Linked DNA regions of Homo sapiens: region 1 is linked to region 2. Evidence: chromatin contacts called from ENCODE Hi-C or POLR2A ChIA-PET data. All regions are on one chromosome and are shown on one strand. The core of a region is the stretch at or near the end of the contact, and the rest is flanking DNA. Distances in the headings are between cores, read along the strand shown. Region 1 overlaps HTT (huntingtin). Region 2 overlaps FAM193A (family with sequence similarity 193 member A).

Region 1 (2,700 bases), core at 188-2,687, 510 kb before region 2:
CTAAACATGTTGATGTTATACGTTATGGAAATCCTGTTTAAAAACACTTCTTCCCCACTAACACAGGTTATTTCACTCTACACTGACTTCTCACTTTATTGTTTTTTTCTTTTTGAATACGTGGGAATTATAAACCTTGAGACTCTTGGCTCTAGTCCATACAGTTAAAATGTTGACACACTCCCAAACTGCCCCTCTGACCTTCAGGGTCTGACCGAGCGACGTCCTTCCCATTGCGGCAAAGGGCCTTAACGGGGACAGAGGTCACATCAAGCTAAGAATATTCTGAAATACAACAACTTTTCCTGTAATCCCTCAGGATTTAGAAGAGAACTGGTAAAAACCAAAATTCTACAGATTTAAACTTTTTAAAAAGTGCCTTTTCTCTGTTTCCCAACTGGTGAAGTGAAAACAAACTACAGCCTAGCCATACAATGCTCAGCAGTTGCAAGGAGCGAGCCACCGACGCGTGGGCAACACGCGACAGAACTTTAGACACTGCTCACCGAAAGGGGCCAGACTCAGAAGGCTGCACACCGCGTGGTTCCGTTTCTTTCTTTTTTCCCCAGAGACAACGTCTTGCTGTGTCACCTAGGCTGGAGCACAGTGGCACGATCATAGCTCACTGTAACCTCTAACTCCTGAGCTCAAGTGATCCTCCTGCCTCAGCCTCCCAAGCAGCTGAACTACAGGGACGTGATTGTAATTTTTAAATTTTTTTTTTCTGGAGATGGGGTCTTGCTAGGCAGCCCAGGCTAGTCTTGAACTCCCAGCCTCAAGTCATCCTCCCACTTCAGCCTCTCAAAATACTGGGATTACAGGCATGAGCCACCACACCTAGCCTATAGATTCTATTTCTATGGCCTTCTGCAATGGGCTGAACAGAGGGACAGAGCACGGATTGGTGGTTAGACCTGGGGAGGGGCAGGATGTGGCAGAGGAAGAGGGAACTGTTTGAAGTGACAGCACTCCTCTATATCTTGATGTGGTTGGGGGAGGGGGGCTGTTACTGACTACAGTTGATAGAAAAGTACATTTTACTGTATTGTAAATTATGTGTCAATGTGAAAACTAACGAACAGGAAACGTGCCCTTTCTCAGTGGGCCGTCCTGCCAGCGCAGTGTGACTTACACTCAAGCTGTAATTGTGCACTTTGCAATAATACAGCTATAGGGTAATGAGCCTCTGAAAGAGAAGAGGCAGTATTTGCAATTCAAATATGAGCAGTAGACATAAAGAAGGTCCACTGTCAACTCAAATTCAGCCCCAATTTGTAGCAGCACAAGCCCCCCCAAATCTCAGGCCATACACCGCCCGGTACTGGTGGCGAATGAATGTCCCAAATCTAGGGTGACTCAGAACAAGATGAGCTGGGAAGTGACCAACACATCATGTGTACCACAACACACCCACAAGCGCCAAAGTATAGGCAGGACTCTAACAGTTCACCAAGAGGTAAGACAGATTGAGAGTGAATCATAAACCCACAGTGACAGAGTCCATAAGAGAGGGGCTAGGCTAGGGCAGGACCCACATAAGGACCTCCTGGAGCAGAGCACCCAGTGTCGCCTGGAGCCAGCTCCCATCTGGGAGCCAGCCTGAGAGGAGATGCACACAAACCGAGAGAGGGTCAAGAGTAAGCAGCAGGAATTTCTGCAACTGGATACAGCAATTTTATGGCTGCTGAGTCTATGGCTAAAAAAAGAGCAGCTGTGTTTTGTATTTCACACTTCTAGTAATTCATTTTTCTCATCTCATGGAAATAAAAAGATACTCATCCCCCACCACCCACAGCTGGAAAAACACAGTGCTAAGAGCAGGGGTTTAAACCAGAACAGCTCTGCTCTCTATGGGCATCTTGGACACTTATGGGGATTTATTTTTTCCTTCCACCACGGGGACACCTTAGACACTCACATGCTTGTTACATATTATCTTAATTTTACCTTTACATTACCATTAAAGAACGATATTTTTTGAAATTTAATTATTAGGTTAAAAATCCATTGATCCATTAATTTTTTTTTTTTTTTTTTTTTTTTGAGATGGAGTCTCACTCTGTCACCCAGGCTAGAGTGCAGTGGCGCGATCTCAGCTCACTGCAACCTTTTCCTCCTAGGTTCAAGCGATTCTCCCGCCTCAGCCTTCTGAGTAGCAGGGACTACAGGCACCTGTCACCATGCTCGGCTAATTTTTGTTATTTTCAGTAGAGACAGCATTTCATCATGTTGGCCAGGCTGGTCTCGAAGTCCTGGCCTCAGGTGATCTGCCCGCCTTGGCTTCCCAAGGTGCTGGGATTATAGGCATGAGCCACCACGCCCAGCCTAATCTATTAATGTTATTTCAGGATAATAGAAGGAACAATACAGAAGGTTATAAAGGAAAACTGGATCAGAGGGGGTCACGAAACAGTCACAGAATTTACCTACATTTACAAAAAGCTGTAGTTTGCCCTCAGAGGGCTGAATGAAGACGCTTGCTGAATTCCAAACTAAATTTACCTTTGGTTTATTTCTTTTAAACACTCATCATCTAAGCATTTCTGTTACTCCAATTCAGGGGACACAATTCCCAGATTCAGAGCTTTCTGATATAACATCAGAGTAAGCAGGCCCATCTGTCAGAAAAGGAGTGATCTGCTGAATCCGCAGCTGATTTCTATGCACGTTAAAGCAGCACAGAACTAGGAGACACTGACT
Region 2 (2,700 bases), core at 150-2,649:
GCCTCAAGTCTGGATTCAGACCACCTGCAAGGTCAGAGGGCAAGAGCCTGGGGTGGAGAGTACCCTGAAAACTCAGGAAGGCGTCCCAGAGGCCTCCAGTGAATCCCAATGGGACGTCTCAGGGCCTTGGACCATCGTGGGTACCCCGATGCTGGACGCTCCTGAATGGAGGACACACTGTGTTCTCTGCACTCCAGCAGTCTCTAGTCTTCTGGGGCACGGGACAAGGCTTCTCCCCCAAAGCCTCCCAATCAGGCCCAATAGTCAGTCTAAATCTACTGTAGGACTGCGAGGTATGAGCAGAGCTCTTGAGGGTAGAACAATCACAACAGCTAAGATACAAGTAACAACACAGGACATCGGGCCCACCCTCTGGTCCACTGTGGGATCGTCCTCTTCCTCACCTTTTTGCCTGACCATGCTGCAGACAGAAACCTGGCCTCTTCCCAAGACCACTGTCCTACTGTCAGAACCCCAGGAACCTACAAGTTCCCTCTGCATGCAGCCCACATCTGCTCACTGAGGTCTGGTTCTTGGAGCCTGACACTTTTAGGGAGCTGAAACCAGAAGGCTCTTTGGAACTGCTCCAGCATAGGGGCATTTAGACAATCCTCCAAGAGAAAAAAGTTGTCTTTTTTTTTGAGACAGTCTCACTCTGTCACCCAGGCTGGAGGGCAGTGGCATAATCTCGGCTCACTGCAACCTCCACCTCTGAGGTTCAAGTGATCCTCCCACCTGAGCCTCCTGAGTAGCTGGGACTACAGGCGTACACCACCATGACTGGCTAACGTTTTTTGTATTTGACATTTGCTTTTTGTGACACACCATGCCCTCTGGTAAGGAGGGAACTGCTCATGTCTTCCCATGAAGACTTATTTTCCTCCCCTCTAATCAATGCCATGTGCTGGTCTTCATCTGGAACAGCAGTGGGACAAGAGCAGCATGGGGGACATGCTCAGACCTGAGTCCAGAAGACTTCCCTGTGCCAAGTGCCCCGCCCCAGTCTCATATCAAAGACACTTCTGAACCCACAGGCCCCAAAAGCCCACCTGGGCCTTTCTTCTATCATCTCTACAGTTGACGGCTCCTTTCTTCGAAAAGAAGGTTCTCCAGCAGATAAAGCTGGAGTGTCTGCTGCTGCCCTCATGATGGCCAGCACAAGAACAAACCCATTCTACAAAAGGGGAAGTAATTTCCCGAAAACACAAAGTTAAGTTTTTTACCAGTCTCCAGTTCAGGCCACCAGAGACAGGCTGGCTCTCAGAACAAAGTTGTGGGCAAGTGAACACACGTCAGAGCCCCGACCTCCTGTGGCTCAGCCCTGCCTAGAGACTGGCGTGGCACGGCACCTTCAAATGCCCTCAGACCTGGCGCCTCCAGGTGCTGAGAACTGTCACTTGCCTTCCTTTGCTTATGCCTTGCTCGCTTCGCTGCACGCGTGCTGCTCACTGGTTTGGTTTCGGAGCTATTTATAAACTGCAACAAATCCTCCACCCTCCGATGGTCAACGACGCTTTCCCTTTCTGAGATCTGGTCCATTTTTTTAGGTTGCTCCTCTTTCCTCTTGGTCAGCCGTAAGCGAAGCTTTTCCCTCATTTCTGCATAATTTCTACTTGTTGGTGCAGCTGGAGGCTGAGAAAAACAACAAAGTTATGCTTAAGTTTTAAAAATTTTGAATATAATAAATTTCAGACCACACCTCCAAAAATAAACTGTTTTATTACTCAAGTAGTATATATTTGTTGTGAAAAATAAGGAAATACAACAACCAGCAGAAAAAGAGAAAAACCTATCAGCAAGTCACCCAAAAGTGGCATTTTGATACCTACTCTCAAATTTTACATATTCATGAAAAACCTGATAAAGCATGTATAGCTATGCACATAAGTGGATTTTTTAAACTGAAAAGGAAACAATTACAAATCCTGATTAATGTATTTTATTTATTTATTTATTTATTTATTTTTGAGACAAGGTCTTGCTCTGTCACCCAGGTTGGAGTGCAGTGGTGCGATCATAGCTCACTGCAGCCTTGACCTCCTGAGCTCAAGCAGGGGTGTGCTGTCACACTCAGCTAATTTTCTTTATCTTTTGTAGAGACAGGGTCTCCTGTGTCGCCCAAGCTGGTCTTCAATTCCTGGGCTCAAGAGATCCTCCCTTAGCCTCCCAAAGTGCTGCTATTACAGGCATAAGCCACTATGCTTGGCCTCTACCTGTTATTTAACATGGTGTGAATATCTTTTCATGTCAATAAATGTGTCTGTAGTATCTTTCCATCCATTTGTGGGTTTCCTTTTTGGTGCCAAAAAAAGCCCTGAATCCTACTGCCAAATTTCTTGCTATAAAAACATGTGAACATTTTAGGAAATGCAAACAGAGCTAAAGCAGAAAAAGAACAACTATAAGCCCCTGCTATTCCTGTCACCCATCCCTCTTAAACAGTGGGTGATAATTGGTTGTATAAATTAAATCACAGCTCTGGAAAGATGGACAAGTATGTGTGTGTACCAACGCCCTCTGTATTCAAACAAGAGAAACCCAACTGCACACACACAACGCTGCTGTCGCTGGCTACAATGTTCCACCATATGGATACACCATGGTTAACAACCTCCTACCAATGGGTATTCAGTAGGAATACCTCACTGCTGATTTACCAGTTACCTTAAAAACCACAAAGTAAAAAATGAAGAAAAAAAA

Evidence for each region. Hi-C counts contacts between places; a loop is a spot of excess contacts on that map. ChIA-PET counts read pairs that join two places held with the same protein, here RNA polymerase II (POLR2A). Pooled maps may share reads with other maps.
Region 1: a pooled map shows a loop between it and region 2 (4-fold over the local background). The contact joins two enhancer-like sites. A Hi-C loop is called at or near these places in 1 of 50 pooled maps. POLR2A ChIA-PET finds 5 or more read pairs at or near these places in 2 of 52 experiments (Panc1 and activated T-cell).

The regions. Positions count from the first base shown.
Region 1 is chr4:3,200,873-3,203,572 of GRCh38, reverse strand. The region is part of intron 41 of HTT (huntingtin); the gene reads right to left. Among named protein-coding and RNA genes, the nearest start is that of MSANTD1, 47 kb to the left of the region's middle. RefSeq lists a silencer at 417-516. Within about 2 kb of position 1,437, at least 15 of the 41 ENCODE cell types and tissues checked have a DNase peak (open chromatin) inside an H3K27ac peak, as active enhancers do.
Region 2 is chr4:2,695,295-2,697,994 of GRCh38, reverse strand. It overlaps FAM193A (family with sequence similarity 193 member A), which reads right to left. Exons shown (of 21, transcript NM_001366318.2): 18 at 1,402-1,632. Among named protein-coding and RNA genes, the nearest start is that of TNIP2, 60 kb to the left of the region's middle. RefSeq lists enhancers at 891-1,240, 1,940-1,999. Within about 2 kb of position 1,399, at least 4 of the 41 ENCODE cell types and tissues checked have a DNase peak (open chromatin) inside an H3K27ac peak, as active enhancers do.